Linked DNA regions of Homo sapiens: region 1 is linked to region 2. A link is a loop called in an ENCODE intact Hi-C map of the cell type or tissue named here. Cell type or tissue: heart right ventricle. All regions are shown on one strand.

Evidence for each region. A loop is a pair of places that touch in the nucleus more often than their neighbours do. Peaks named below come from ENCODE experiments on the same cell type or tissue, not always from the same donor. Only the 100,000 strongest peaks of a DNase experiment are listed, where the experiment ranks them.
Region 1: it touches region 2 in a loop (4-fold over the local background); 77 of 110 quality-filtered maps call a loop at or near these places.

Annotation. Positions count from the first base shown.
Region 1 is chr9:129,772,886-129,780,885 of GRCh38, forward strand. No RefSeq gene overlaps it. Among named protein-coding and RNA genes, the nearest start is that of PTGES, 24 kb to the left of the region's middle. RefSeq lists enhancers at 2,181-2,747, 4,139-4,654, 4,285-4,579. In heart right ventricle, no CTCF peak of the experiment used is centred here; DNase peaks (open chromatin) are centred at 1,035 and 4,396; H3K4me3 peaks cover 865 bases; H3K27ac peaks cover 1,239 bases.
Region 2 is chr9:129,127,582-129,135,581 of GRCh38, forward strand. It overlaps PTPA (protein phosphatase 2 phosphatase activator), which reads left to right. Exons shown (of 10, transcript NM_178000.3): 4 at 1,404-1,529; 5 at 3,941-4,058; 6 at 7,214-7,313. Among named protein-coding and RNA genes, the nearest start is that of PTPA, 20 kb to the left of the region's middle. RefSeq lists enhancers at 1-187, 3,949-4,503, 5,597-6,097 and a silencer at 4,195-4,396. In heart right ventricle, CTCF peaks have their summits at 4,278 (motif pointing right) and 4,480; a DNase peak (open chromatin) is centred at 4,270; H3K27ac peaks cover 348 bases.

The sequences.
Region 1 (8,000 bases), 650 kb after region 2:
GCTGGCCAGGCTAGTCTCGAACTCTCACCTCAAGTGATCCACCCACCTTGGCCTCCCAAAGTGCAGGGATTACAGGCGTGAATCAGCGTACCCTGCCACATTAAACCTTTTTTTTTTTTAGACAGAGTCTGGCTCTGTCACCATGCTGGAGTGCAGTGGTATGATGTTGGCTCACTGCAACCTCCGCCTCCCAGGTTCAAGTGATTCTCTTCCCTCAGCCTCCTAAGCAGCTGGGACTACAGGCGTGCGCCACCACACCTGGCTAATTTTTGTATTTTTAGTAGAGACAGGGTTTCACCATGTTGGCCAGGATGGTCTCGATCTCTTGATCTCATGATCCACCCACCTCGGCCTCCCAAAGTGCTGGGATTACAGGTGTGAGCCACCGCACCCAGCCACATTAAACTTTCTTGACCCATTTGCAGACAAGGGGAATCCGAGTCCTGGAGAGGCCAAGTAACCTGCCCACGATGGCCCATCAGCTAAGGAGCAGGAAGGAGAGAAGCTCTGAGCCCCTGCCTGGTTACCACCAGGCTCTACTGCTTCCTAGCTGAGCACCATACTGAGCCTCACTTCTTCCTTCTCTAAAATGGACATGATAATAGACCTTCCTCCTAGGATTACTGAGATAGTCCAGGTAGGAAATCATACCTGGTGTTACATGTAAGCTATCACTGCTATTGGTATTGCTGTTGTTATTTCAACAACTGAGACTCAACCAGGCCAGGCTAATCCCAGAGGCAAAGCTTTTATGCAGAGGACAAGCTTTTAACCAGTCCCACCAGCTAAAAGGGGTAGAAAGTGAGTAAACCAACCACATTTACTCTGAGACAGTCAACAAATACACAGCAGCCGCTTAGGACACACAAGGAAGTTAACTCATCCCCCTCATGACCTTGGGTCGCCAGGGTTAGATGTGCTTCTGCCAACATAGCCCGAGGAGGAGGGAGTGTTTTGTGGGAGCCGCTTAACACCCTGTCCTCCGCACCCGGTGAGGTCAGCACCCACTTTCCCACAACTATTGGGTAAACATACACCCAGCAAACCCTGCCTGAGGCCCAGGGCCAGGGACTCACGTGTGAAGGTCTGCAGCCTTCCACTGACTATTAGTGCAATGGGGTAGAGACTGGTAGAGAAAGCATTGTCTCAGGCTGGGTGCAGTGGCTCATGCCTGTAATCTCAGCACTTTGGGAGATCGAGGCAGGAGGATCACTTGAGCCTTAGGAGTCTGAGACCAGCCTGGGCAATACAGGGAGATCTTGTCTCTACAAAAAGTTAAAAAAAAAAAAAATAGCCAGGCATGGTGGTGTATGTCTGTGGTCCTAGCTACTTAGGAGGCTGAGGAGGGAGGATCACTTGAGGCTGGGAGGTCGAGGCTGCAGTGAGCCATGATCATGCCACTGCACTCCAACCTAGGTGCAAGAAAGAAAGAAAAGAAAGAGAGAAAGAGAGACAGAGAGAAAGAAAGAAAGGAAGAAAAAAGAAAGAAAGAAAGAAACAAAGAAACAAACAAACAAAGAAGGAAGGAAAGAAACAAAGAAAGAAAGAAACCAACAAAGAAAGAAAGAAAGAAGGAAGGAAGGAAAGAAAGAAAGAAACAAAGAAAGAAAGAAAGAAAGAAAGAAAGAAAGAAAGAAAGAAAGGAAGGAAGGAAGGGGAGAGAGAAGGAAGGGAGGGAGGGAGGGAGGGAGGGAGGAAGGAAGAAAGGGAGGGAAGGATGGGTTTGTCTCTCAACGTAAGAACCAAAATGAAGACATGTGTGTCTACCAGGTGAGGAGAGAAGTACGGAGAAGAAAGGGGAGGGTTGGTGGGTCCCCCAGGAGCCTGGTTGGCTGGTTGGAAACCAGAGGGTGTACTGGACAAGGCCCAGAATGCGGACCTGCCTGGGCCCCAATAAGGGGTCCCTCCCCATCCACAGGTAGACGCATCGCCCCGAGGTAGACACATGTCCCCTAGGGAAGAAGCCTTCGGCTACTCCTCACGTGCAAGTCACATGCTCCTCTCCCTGCTGGCACCACCATGGCCACAGCTGATGGGCAGGGGTGAGCACCTGGCTGCAAGCAGCCAATGGCGAGGCCAGCCAGCAGCCAATGAAATCAACAGCCCGATGTGGGCCTGGGCTGAGACCCACCCCCCAGAGGAGGCTGGGCTCGTGGCCAAGGACTCGGCTGCCAGCAGCAGGAGCGGCCACAAGAATGTGTACCCCTGGGGATGACAAGAAGCCCCTACAGTGAAATCCACTTCGGCTCTTCACGGGCCCTGGGGTCTTCACCTGGGTCCTGTGCCCACGAGGTCTTGGGCCCCAGCATCCTCACAGTAAACCCCTTTATCCCGGGGTCCTCAGTGCACGTCTGGCCCAGCAACGGCAATGAAACCAACAAACTGCCACACACTAGAGCTGGGTCCTGCGGCTCTGCCACCTGCTCTGTCAAACGCTGGGGTCCCCAGAAGCCACGGCCCCTGCCAAAGGTCATTTTGGGTCTCATTTGTCATCTGGGTACTTAGGGTAAAACGATATTTTCTGTGCAAGCCCCTCATTGCTTCCCTGTCTCTCCCATCCCCTAACTCCACCACCATGAAGGCCTCCCTGCTCTCACCCACTCCAAGAGCTGGATTTTCCCTGGCACAGAGAGCATAGCACCGACCCAGACAAGCCCTTTGCCACATGCGTCCTGCCAGGCATGATTCTGGCCACAAGGATGCATCAACTGCCACTGGAGCTGTGGGTGTGTTGTCACTGTGAAGCACATTGCAGCAGCAGCTGAGAGGAGAGACCAACCAGCACCCTGGGGAGGGGGCTGCATGCAGAGGTTGGGAAGTCACACTTTGGCTTCAAGCCAAGCAGAAGATCTGGCCCAAGAAAACAGGCTCATACCTCCTGGACAGGGTGGCCAAGAGACAGAGCTTCAGCTCAGGCTGGGACGCCAGTTGGGCAATAAAATTAATGACAATAATTATTATTATATAACAATGTTGATGACATTACTGGCCAACTTTACCTGCCAGACACTATGCTTGGTGCTTTATGTAGATCAGTTCATTGCCCTCATGTAGCAATCCTAGGAGGTGGGTCTATTATTATCTCTATTTTATTTTATTTTATTTTATATTTTTTAGAGGCAGAGTCTTGCTCTGTCACCCAGGCTGGAGTGCAATGGTGTGATCTTGGCTCACTGCAACCTCTGGCTCCCAGTCTCAAGCAATTCTCCTGCCTCAGCCTCCCGAGTAGCTGGGACTTCAGGTGCGTGCCACCACACCTGGCTAATTTTTTTTGTATTTTTTAGTAGAGACAGGGTTTCACCATGTTTGCCAGGCTGGTTTTGAACTCCTGACCTCAGGTGATCCACCTGCCTTGGCCTCCCAAAGTGCTGGGATTACAGGCATGAGCTACCTCGCCCGGCCTAATATCCCCATTTTAGAGATGAGAAAATTGAGGTTCAGAGGAGTGACATGACTTAACCAATGTCTGTGCTAAACTACAGTAAGATAGATAGATAGATAGATAGATAGATAGATAGATAGATAGATAGATAGATAGATAGATACCTATGTCTAACTACCTACCTACCTACCTATTGACCTATCTACCTACCTACCAACCTGCCTATCTCTCTATCTATGTGATATATATGAAAAAGACTCTTCAGAGAACTGACTCTGCTGATGCCCAGAATAGGGTGCGGGAGACTCATCAAGCTGATCTCCCATGCTGGGCCCAGCTGGATGTTCTGACTTTACCCAGAGTATCCAGATTTCAATTAACTATCTCGGAACCACAGTAAAGGAGCGTGTGCGCTATAGTTGATTGCTCAGCCCGAGCACAGGGCTGGGTAATCTTACTCCCAGAGGGTTCTGAGGTTGGAGCCTGGAATGGACCAGCTCTCTCCCTTGCCATTCAGCCCCACCCCCACCCCTGGAGCCAGGGACTCAAGCAGCCCAGCTTGACAGTCCTGGGAGGCCTGACCCCCGGCTGGGATCTCGTCATCAGCAATGCACCCAGGCTCTGGGGACAGCATGGTCTAGGGCCTCTGAATTGGCCATTATCCTAGCGGGAAGAAATGCTTCTCCCTCCAGGCTGAAAGCTGTCTTTGCTCCCAGTGATCACTTGCTCCCCAGCTCTGCACAGATTGACCCGCACACCTAGGCAGGCAAACACAGCAGTCCTAAGACCAAGAGCCAGGGTGAGGCCCTGGCAGAACAGCCATTGGAATGGGATGCCGGAGTGTCCCCAGATGGCGCCCGGGGGTGGGGTGGACCTCTTGCCACAGCAGAGTCTCCAACTGGAGCCTGGGGTTCACCCAAGACAGCCGTGGCCCTCCCTCTCACCACTTACCCCGTCCCCAGGCGCCTCTGCCTGAGCTCATCAGGCAATGACCGCAGTGACGTCACCCGGGAGGCCACGGCCAGCTTGAAATCCAGGGAGCTCCAGGATCCTGCCTGCTCCTCCCTCTCTCTCTAGCATGACTCAGGCAGGGACTGGCCCTGGGCTGCGGAAAGGCTCTCCACTTTTACACAATTGCTTTCCTCACTCAAACCACAGGCCCTGTGGGGGCCCCCTCCTCTGTCTCTCAACCCTCTGCGGTTAGGGTTCAGATGCTGGGCAGATGAAGACCCTGTTTGCTGCGAGAAGCCAAGACCAAGCCTCAGGAAATTGCCACAGTGAAGGGAAGCTTCCTCCGGAGACACCCTCTGCCTTGCACTACTGGGTCCCGTCAGAGCTTCTTCATCCTCCCTCCTCCCTCCTCCTCTTCCCATCTCCTCCTCCCCTTTCCTCTTCTCTAACCAAGAAAGTGACTTGATAACTAAATTCAACTTGTTAGTGACAGGACCTATGATTTTTCCAAAGGGTTGCTATATTTCTGAAAAACAAAGTCTGGTAGTAGAACATGTGTTCATTCATTCATTCATTCACGGAGGCGTGGAAGAGCAGTTAAAATCACGGTCAGACACCCTGTGGGTGTGTCCCAGCTCCTCTGCCATTCGCCACCTTTGCAACCATGGCCCAGTGACTTCCAGTCACTCCCCCATCCCCTCATGTGGGCTATGTTCTGGCTTGTTAAGATGAGGCTTGCTGGGGGCTCCCGGCAGTTAGGACCCGCCCAGGGCAAGGTGATGATTAGGAGAAAGGCTGAGGCTGGGCGAGGTGGCTCACGCCTGTAATCCCAGCACTTTCGGAGGCCTAGGCGGGAGGATCACATGAGGTCAGAGGTTCGAGACCAGCTTGGCCAACATGGTGAAACCCCATCTGTACTAAAAATACAAAAAATTAGCTGGGCGTGGTGGCCGGCACCTGCAATCCCAGCTACTCGGGAGGCTGAGGCAGGAGAATCGCTTGAACCTGGGAGGCGGAGGTTGCAGTGAGCTGAGATCGTGCCACTGCCCTCCAGCCTGGGTGACAGAGCAAGAATCTGTCTCAAAAAAAAAAAAAAGAAAAGAAAAGAAAAAAGAAAGAGGATGTCTCCAAAGGAGATGGGAGGGTTCTAGAAACCCAAATAGTAGAGTAGTAGAGACAGGCCCCAGGGGTGGAGAGGCCCAGGAAGGCAGATTTCTCCTTAATCACAAGGAAAGAAAGAACATTTTCTAGCAACAGAGAGGCTCTGGGGACATGGGATGCACAGCCTCAGGCCCACCTATCACTGAACATGTTCCAGCGTCCTGCAGAGGAGGGAGGCAGGCCTTGGAAAGTTCAGATTCCCCAAAGAGGAATGCATGGAAGCTTCTTTCCCTGCTGTCTACCTTAGTCAGCTCAGGCTGCCATAATAAAATGCCATTGCCAGGTGTGATGACTCACACCTGTAATCTCAGCACTTTGGAAGCCTGAGGCAGAAGGATCACTTGAACCCAGGAGTTCAGGACCAGCCTGGACAACATAGCAAGACCCCATCTCTAAAAAAAAAAAAAAAATAGCTAAGCGTGGTGGCATGCACCTGTAGTCCCAGCCACTTGGGATGCTGAAGCAGGAGGATGCCCTGAGCCCAGCCGTTTGAGGCTGCAGGGAGCCATGATGGTACCACTGCACTCCAGCCCAGGTGACAAAACAAGACCTTGGCTCTAAAATAAATAAATAAATAAATAAAATGCCACAGATTGGGTGCTTAAACAACAGGAATTTATTTCTTATGTTTGTGGAGACTGGGAAGTCCAAGATCCAGGTGCCTTCTCACTGTGTCCTTACATGGTGAGAGAGAGTAGAAGGAAGTTCCCTGGTGTCTCTTTTTATAAGGGTACTGATCCAATCTTGAGGGCCCCACCCTCATGACCTTATCAAACCCTAATCACCTCCGAAAGGCCCCAATCTCCAACGCCATCACATTGGGGATTTGGAGTTTGACGCACAAATTCTAGGGGGACACAATTCGGTCCTTAGCAAAAGGCCCCAATGGGTGTCTGCCCTGCCTCTCAGAACTGCACCCCACACCAGCAAAAGGGGGTGGCAACCTCCATGCTAGATTCCAATAGTATGTATGTATACATGTATGTATGTATGTATGTATGTATGTATGTATGTATGTATGTATTTATTTATTGAGATGGAGTTTTGCTCTTGTCGCCCGGCTGGAGTGCAGTGGTGCGATCTCAGCTCACTGCAACCTCCACCTCCTGGGTTCAAGCAGTTCGCCTGCTTCAGCCTCCCAAGTAGCTGGGATTACAGGCGCCTGCCACCAGGCGCCAGGGAAAAGACAAAGAAAGAAAAAGAAAGAAGAAAGAAAGAAAAAAGAGAGAGAGAGGGAGAGAGGAAGGAAAGAAGGAAGGAAGAAAGAAAGGAAGGAAGGAAAGAAGGGAAGGAGAGAGGGAAGGAAAAGAGACAGACAGAAAGAAAGAAAGAAAGAAAGAAAGAAAGGAAAAAGAGAGAGAAGGAGGGAGGGAGGGAAGGAAAAGACAGAGAAAGAAGAAAGAAAGAAAGAGGGAGAGAGGAAGGAAAGAAGGGAAGGAGGAGGGAGGGAAGGAGGGAGGGAGGGAAGGAAAAGACAGAAAGAAAGAGAAAGAAAGAAGAAAGAAAGAGGAAAGAAAGAAAGAAAAGAGAAAGAAAGAAAGAGAAAGAAAGGAAGGAAGAAAGAAAGAAAGGAAAGAAGGAAGGCAGGGGAGGGAGGAAGGAGGAAGGAAGGATTGATTGATTTTAAAAATGATTATTTAGGATCAGGCGCGGTGGCCTGTAATCCCAGCACTTTGGGATGCTGAGGCGGGCGGATCACCTGAGGTCAGGAATTCGAGACCAGCCTGGACAATATGGCGAAATCCCATCTCTACTAAAAACACAAAAATTGGCTGAGCGTGGTGGCCCATGCCTGTAATCCCAGCTGCTCAGGAGGCTGAGGAGTGAGAATCTCGAACCCAGGAGGCAGAAGTTGCAGTGAGCTGAGATTGCACCATTGCACTCCAGCCTGGAGGACACCACCTCTCTCCATAAAATGTGGGCAGTGGCACCTAGCAGAACGTTCTGAGGATTAAATGAGATTCAGGGTGCACTGCACTTTCCCCAGGCGCCTGGCCTGTGCAAGTTTTCACATGGGCTAGCAATGTTCATTAACCTGGATTCAATTCAGTCTGGGTTCTGGCTTCCCAAGACAACGAAATGCAAGGTTTAATCCTTGATTAGATCTTGAATTTAAAAAACAAAACAGGTTGGGCGTGGTGGCTCACGCCTGTAATCCCAGCACTTTGGGAGGCCTAGGCACGTGGATTACCTGAAGTCAGGAGTTGGAGACCAGCCTGGCCAACATGGCGAAACCCTGTCTCTACTAAAAATACAAAAATTAGCTAGGCATGGTGGCAGGTGCCTGTAATCCCAGCTACTCGAGAGGCTGAGGCAGGAGAATTGTTTGAACCTGGGAGGCGGAGGTTGCAGTGAGCTGAGATTGCGCCACTGCACTCCAGTCTGGGTGACAGAATGAGATCCCATCTCGAAAAAGAAATGAAAAGCAAAGCAAGACGGTATGGGTATTGTGGTTTTGGAAGAGCTCTCCTTAATCTTAGGAGATACATGATGAAGGGTGTAGGGG
Region 2 (8,000 bases):
GGAAGGAGCACCTTCTAACTGATCTTTGGGTTGGATAGACAGCCACCCGATTTCTTCATTGAGTAACATTTTATGTGCCAATGCTGCCCGCACCTCTGACTCCGATTCTACTTCTTGGTCCCTGTCTTCTGTGGGAAAGGTGTAGGGGGATGGGCTCTCAAACTCTGCCACCCTACAAAGCATTGCACACGATGATCTGGCATTTCCACAAAGATTGAGTTGCAAGCTGATTTACCATAGCATTGTGTATGAAATAGGTAGTGAAACAGGTGGAAATAACCCAAACATTTAACAGTGAGGAATTAAATTAATTATAATGCAGTGGCACGATGAAATGTTATTCACTTAGTAAAAGTTGTCATAAGATTATGTTTATATGTAGATGTGGAATGAGGTTCATGAGGAAAAGGAGCAGGCTGCAAAGCAGAGTGTGTCCTGCGATGAATGCATACCATTACCCCGCGCCGGGCACTGTGCACCTTCGGAGGTATTTATCATCAGCCCCATTTTTTAGACGAAGAAACTGAGAGGCTCAGAGTTAGTCACTTGCTCAAGGTCTCACAGCAGCTAAATGGTGTTTTAGCTGGGGTTTGAATCCAGGCCCACCATGCTAAACCATGTAAAACACTATGAGAAGATAACACAGAAGGGTATGTTAAAATGTTTAGTGTAGGCCAGGCACGGTGGCTCACGCTTGTAATCCCAGAACTTTGGGAGGCCGATGCAGGTGCATCACTTGAGGTCGGGAGTTTGAGACCAGCCTGACTAACATGGAGAAACCCCATCTCTACTAGAAGTACAAAAATTAGCTGGGCGTGGTGGTGTGCGCCTTTAGTCCCAGCTACTTGGGAGGCTGAGGCAGGAGAATCGCTTGAACCTGGGAGGCAAAGGTTGCAGTGAGCCGAGATTGCACCACTGCACTCCAGCCTGGGCAACAAGAGCGAAACTCTGTCTCAAAAAAAAAAAAAAAAAGTTTAGTGTATTTCTGGGTGGCAGGATTACTGGTCATTTTCATTTTCTTCTGTTTATATTTCTATTTTTTATGATGAGTAGGTATTGCATACTGAACAAAAGGCTTCCATAAAGTCTTTTTAAAAAGATGTCAGGGCTGGAGTTAGCTTCTCTATAGCAGCAGCCCATGGGTAGGCTGCCTACAGAAACCAGGTGCTAAAGCCACCCCGTCCCTGTCCCATCAGCCTAGTGTGCTTCCCTCTCTGGAAAGCCTATCATGCTCTCCTGACCCTCCTTCATATTCAGAACAGTGGGGAAGAAAGAGGGATGGGGGAGAGTTCCCAGTAGGGGCCATGCCAAGGGGTCATTGTCTGGCAGCAGTGGACTTCCCTCTGTGGCTAAGCGGGAGCCACTTGCTCTGTAGCTTGGACCCCTCTATTTTGCCTCCACAGGCCATTGAGAAACTAGTCGCTCTTCTCAACACGCTGGACAGGTGGATTGATGAGACTCCTCCAGTGGACCAGCCCTCTCGGTTTGGGAATAAGGCATACAGGACCTGGTATGCCAAACTTGATGAGGTGAGGCTGCCACAGGACAGGCCAGGGACTGGGCTGGCAGTGAGGGTGGTTCTGGCACCAGTTGGGGAAGGGCCTGCATTGTATAGCGCTTCTAGGCATATACAAATCTCAGTTTGTTAAAATGTCAATTTCACTTAGCAAAATTACAAATGAGTTTATACTCTGCTTGGTCATCTTCTGGGAAACACGACTGTGCACATACGGCCCTCTGCACTACAAGGCTGTTTATTAAGTCACTGTATTACAGCAAACTGGAAATGTTCCAAGTATCCATCTGTAGGGGATTATTTAAATAAATTAGTCCATCAATATCATGGAGTACTGTGCAGCTATAAAAAGGAATTTTTTTTATTTTTTATTTTATCTTTTTTTTTTTTTAGACGGAGTCTCGCTGTGTTGCCCAGGCTGGAGTGCAGTGGCGCAGTCTTGGCTCACTGCAAGCTCCACCTCCTGGGTTCACGCCATTCTCCTGCCTCAGCCTTCCGAGTAGCTGGGACTACAGGCACCCACCACCACGCCCGGCTAATTTTTTGTATTTTTCGTAGAGACGGGGTTTCACCGTGTTAGCCAGGATGGTCTTGATCTCCTGACCTTGTGATCCGCCCATCTCGGCCTCCCAAAGTGCTGGGATTACAGGTGTGAGCCACCACGCTCGGCCCCAAAAAGGAATTTTTTTCATAGCTGGGCACGGTGGCTCATACATGTAATCTCAGAATTCGGGGAGGTTAAGGCGGGAGGATCACTTGAGCCCAGGAGTTTGTGAGTAGGTTGGGCAACATAGCAAGACCCCGTTACTGCAAAAAATAAGAAATGGTGGTGCACACCTTTGGTCCCAGCTGCTTGGGTGGCTGAAGCAGGAGAATGACTTGAGCTCTGGAGTTTGAGGCTGCAGTGAGCTATGATGGAGCCATTGCACACCCACTTGGAATGCTAGCTGCATACTCCATGGTGTGGATGGACTAGTCTATTGAACTGATCCTCTACTGATGTTTTTATTTTTGAATCTTACGAAGGTGTTACCTATTCAAAGCAAACAAAAATAAAAATGCAGGATCTCAGACCCTGTCTAGAAAAGCAGAGTCTACAGGTCTGGGTAGGGACTGGGAACCTGGATTTTTACTAGCTTTCCAGGAGATGGCTCATGCCAGTTGTCTACAACTGAGCTTAAGGAAATTTGGGTCCTAATTGCTCTGGCCCAATATTTTCACATAGAGCAGAGGGGAGGACTCAGGACCCAGTGAAGTGCTGTTCCCAAGAGACGCCCGGGCCTGCCTCTGGACTCTTAAGATGGTACATGATCTTTTTTTTTTTTTTTTCCTGTTGTTCAGGCTGGAGTGCAGTGGCATGATCTCAGCTCCCTGCAGCCTTGACCTCCTGGGCTCAAGCAATCGTCCTGCCTCAGCCTCCCAAGTTGCTGGGACTACAGCATGCGCCACCATGCTTGGCTAATTTTTGTGTTTTTAGTAGAGACGGGGTTTCATCATGTTGGCCAGGCTGATCTCGAAATCCTGGCCTCAGGTGATCCGCCCACCTTGGCCTCCTAAAGTGTTGGAATTACAGGTGTGAGCCACTGCTCCCAGCCTTAAGTTATATCTTAAAGCTGACAAATCATAGCTTTACAGCTTGATGGATTTTTACATGTTTTTACTCATGGACTCACCACTCATGCCAAGTTTTTTACCCATGGATTCACCACTCATGTCAAGCAATAGAACATTCTAGCTGGAGTGCTCCCCTTCCCAATTGATATCGCCCAGATTATTCTGATTTCTATTCCATAAATTGATTTTTTTCCATGTTTCTGAACTTCGTATAACTCTCTGGCTTCTTTTGCTCAATGTCATGTCTGAGATTCATCCATGTTTTCATGTCTAGCTATAGGTCTTTTTCTTTGCTGTGTAGTATTCTATTGTATGAATATACCACAATTTATTCATTTCACTGTTGATGGACATTTCCATTGCATTTCCACCTTTTGGCTACTCTAAACAGTGCTGTTGTGAACATTCTTCTGCACGTCTTTTGATGGCACATGACACCAGCTCTTGCTGACCTGAGAGTGTGAAGGAAGGTGGCCTGTGTGGGAATCATAGCACTGACCTTCCAGAGTCTCTGTGGGGCTCCAGTGAGTTACCACATGGGAGGGTTGAGGCTTTTTTCCAGATTCCTCCTGTTTTGCCCCTAGACTCCTGTGCCCTGGAAAAATCAGTTGATGATAAGTCGCCTGGGTAGTCTTCTGCTGTGGAAGAATAAATGCTGTCCCTCCCCTTCCTTCTGTGGCCTGTCAGAACAGGAACCAAGCTGGCCTGGCAAGGCAGTGTGGGCCCCCAGTCAGGTGCTGCCCCTGGGCACCTGCCCACTGGGATGCTGCTTAATATGCTGCCACCACTTTGTGTCTCTTGTGTTACCAGGAAGCAGAAAACTTGGTGGCCACAGTGGTCCCTACCCATCTGGCAGCTGCTGTGCCTGAGGTGGCTGTTTACCTAAAGGAGTCAGTGGGGAACTCCACGCGCATTGACTACGGCACAGGTATCTGCTGCTTGTGGGGCTCTGTACTTATCTAGCTTCACTGCTTTCTGTTTTGGGCTTCAGGTGGTCTCTGGGCCCTCTGAGCAAGTGAGAGCAATCAAGAATTCGCCAAGCACCTGCAACCTATTGGGGCCAGCTGGGGTTAGGGTGGCTTCACCGGCAGGGAGGGCGTAGGCATGCAGGGAGGCCCGGATGCTGCAGCTCTGCTGTGGTCCACCAGGGGGAGCTGATGCCCCGTGCATGGTGCTTGCGCAGCGCTGCTTTCTGTTCTTGTGAAAATGGTCTCTGAGCTCCTCATCATCACCAAAATAATTATTAATTGAGCACTTACTGTGTGTCAAGGCAGCAGCTTACTGAAGCTTTGAGAAATGGGAACGCTTCTTGGTGGCCTTTGCAGTGTCGTGGCACACCCTCTCCCTTGAACCCCTTGTCTCTTAGCCACATTCTCTGTGCTATTGGGCTGTTTGGATCTGTGGTCCATGTAAGCCAAGGGACCTGGACTTTGAGGAGAGGGAGTGTGTGGACACTTTAAAAGGGAAGTGTAGACAGGTGCAGTGGTGCGTGCCTGTAATCCTAGCACTTTTGGAGGCTGAGGGGGAGGATTGCCTGAGCTCAGGAGTTTAAGACCAGCCTAGGCAACGTAGCAAGACTCCATCTCTTTTTTAAAAATTTATTTTAAGTTATTTTTATTTATATATTTATTTTTTTGAGACAGGGTCTTGCTTTGTCACCCGGGCTGCAGTGCAGTGATGTGATCTTGGCCCACTGCAGCCTTGACCTCCCGGGCCCAAGTGATCCTCTCACCTCTGCATCTCCCCACTCCCCAGTACCTGGGACTACAGGTGTGCACCACCAGCCTGGCAATTTATTTATTTATTTGAGACAGAGTCTCACTCTGTTGCCCAGGCTGGAGTGCAGTGGCATGATCTTGGCTCACTGCAACCTCCACCTCCTGGGTTCAAGCGATTATTCTGCTGGGACTATAGGCACACACCACCATACCTGGCTAATTTTAGTGTTTTTGGTAGAGACAGGGTTTCACCATGTTGGCCAGGCTGGTCTCGAACTCCTGACCTCTGGTGAGGTCACTTCTCCACCCACCTTGGCCTCCCAAAGTGCTGGGACTGGGATTACAGGCGTGAGCCACTGCGCCCAGCTGATTGTTTTGTATTTTTTGTAGAGATGGGGTTTTGCCATGTTGCCTGGGCTGGTCTTGAACTCCTGAGCTCAAGCTGTTCTCCCACCTCAGCCTCCCAAAGTGCTCAGATTACAGGTGCAAGCCACCATGCTGAGACCCCATCTCTCAAAAATATAAAAGGGAGGTGTTCTCTAGGTCAGGGCATGGCCTGTGGAGCCACCATGCTGAGACCCCATCTCTCAAAAATATAGAAGGGAGGCATTCTCTGTGTCAGGGCACGGCCTGTCGAGCCACCATGCTGAGACCCCATCTCTCAAAAATAGAGAAGGGAGGCGTTCTCTAGGTCAGGGCCTGGCCTGTGCAGCTAAGGAGGACCTCTGCTTTGGTGAGGGCCCGCCTTCCTTCCCTGAGGCAGGCAGATGGGGCACCGCTCAGCCCTCCCCTTGTCTGGGGAATGTGATCCACAGGAGGGAGCCCCAGCCACAGAGGCAGGCCCTGGAGAAGGGCCCTCTTGGACCGGGTGGGGCTTTGACTAAGACCAGCAGGAAAAGATCAAAGAGGGAAGACTGGCCAGGTCAGCAGGGGTTGGTGCCCCAGCTGCATGTGAACCCCTGAACAATGGGAGCCTGGGCCCTGTCTGGTCATAATTGGAAACTGTGGCAGGGGAAGGAAACTGAGCTCACAAGCTTCCAGGCCCTGGAGGGGTCTTCGTCCTCCAGAGACAGGACAGAAGTATTCTCTGACACATTCTCTTCTCACCTCCCTCCAGATAGGTTTTGTGTGACATTGTGAACAATGGGATTCAATCACAGTCCAGTGAGTTGTTCCTACAGTGCAGACCATTCCTGTTTGATATGACTGGGAAAGGAAGGAGGATACTTTTTCACCCTGTAATCTGATCATGTGTTCCCTGCTTAGAAGCCTGCAGTGGCTCCCTATTGCTCTTAGGGTAAAGTCTGAGCTCTTTCCTATGGCCAAAAGGCCCATGTGACCTGTAGCCTCCTGTCATTACACGTTCTCCCTTGCTCTCACTGCCTTCGACATACTGGCCTCCTTAGTGTTCCTCAAACAGATCAAACTTTTTCTTGCCTCAAGGCCTGTGCACATGCTATTCCTTCTGGCTAGAATGCATTTCTTGCTTCCCTCACTCCCTTTGCCTTGCCAGCTCACATCTTTCAGATTTCAGATTAGATGTTACTTCCTTAGGGGAAACCTTGAACCCTTACGTCAGGGTCCTTCTGTGATATCCTCCAGTTAGTACCCTGTCTTTCTCCTTCAGAGCTGGAATCATAGTAGTGACTGTATATTTATAATGTCTGTTGTCCCTGATAGATCATAAACTTTCTGAGGGCAAGGACTTACTTGTCACTGTCTCCTAGTGCGTAACATGGACAGTGACTGCTTACATAGTAGGTGCTCAGTAAATATGGTGGAATTGCTGAGTGAGTTAAACCTACGTAATGAAATGTAAATGTCCAGCCCGGGTCTTTTACGAGTGGAATTATAGTACTGGTAGTTCTTTTTTTTTTTTTTTTTTTTTTTTTTTTGAGACAGTCTCACTTTGTCACCCAGGCTGGAGTGCAGTGGCCTTATCATGGCTCACTGCAGCCTCAACCTCCTGGGCTCAGGAGATCCTCCATCTCAGCCTCCTGAGTAGTTGGGACCACAGGCACATGCCACCATGTCTGGCTAATTTTTGTATTTTTTGTAGAGACAGGGTTTTGCCATGTTGGCCAGGCTGATCTCAAACTCCTGAGCTCAAGCAAGCTGCCTGCCTCAGCCTCCTGAAGTGCTGGGATTACAGGCATGAGCCACCATGCACGGCCAGTACTGGTATTATAGTTCTTGAAAGGAAAGGGCCTAGCAAGTCTTTCTGAATGGGGAAGAGGTCTCATTGTCTCCATGTTGACCACCCTCCTCAGAGGGGCACTTATCAATGATTCGGATTCTGGGAGACTAAAACAATCCCAGTCCTTTACCTGGACTACTGTCAACGCTGGTTGTTTTTCTCCTCCAGGGCATGAGGCAGCCTTCGCTGCTTTCCTCTGCTGTCTCTGCAAGATTGGGGTGCTCCGGGTGGATGACCAAATAGCTATTGTCTTCAAGGTGTTCAATCGGTGAGAGAAAGGACAGGAGGGTTGGAGGAGGGGGCGTGAGGGGCCATCTGTTTCCTCCTCAAACTGGGAAATGGGGTGCTCTAGGGTTCTCCTGAGTAGCTCATGGTTCTCTTGTCCTGTCCTAATCAAGCTCTGGCTGTGGATGGAGTGTCCAAGCCTTTTTTCCAACAGGTTCAAATTAACCTCCAAGTAAAAGCAAGTGAAAGAATTGTCACATAGGCCGGGCGCGGTGGCTCACGCCTGTAATCCCAGGACTTTGGGAGGCCCAGGCAGGCGGATCACGAGGTCAGGTGTTCGACACCAGCCTGGCCAACATGATGAAACCCCGTCTCTACTAAAAATACAAGAATTAGCTGGGCGTGGTGGCACTCGCCTGTAATTCCAGCTACTCAGGAGGCTGAGGCAGAAGAATTGCTTGAACCCAGGAGGCGGAGGTTGCAGTGAGCTGAGATCGTGCCACTGTACTCCAGCCTGGGTGACAGAGTGAGACTCTGTCTTAAAAAAAAAAAGAATTGTCACATAATGTCTGCCAGTATTGACACAGTGTTGACCATATGGAGGAAGAATTCTAAGCACTTTATGTATAACTCATTAATTCTAACAACAACCCTATGAAATAGCAACTGTTATTTCCATTTTACATATGAGGAAACTGAGGCACAGAGATATCCGGTGTCTTCACTGGGT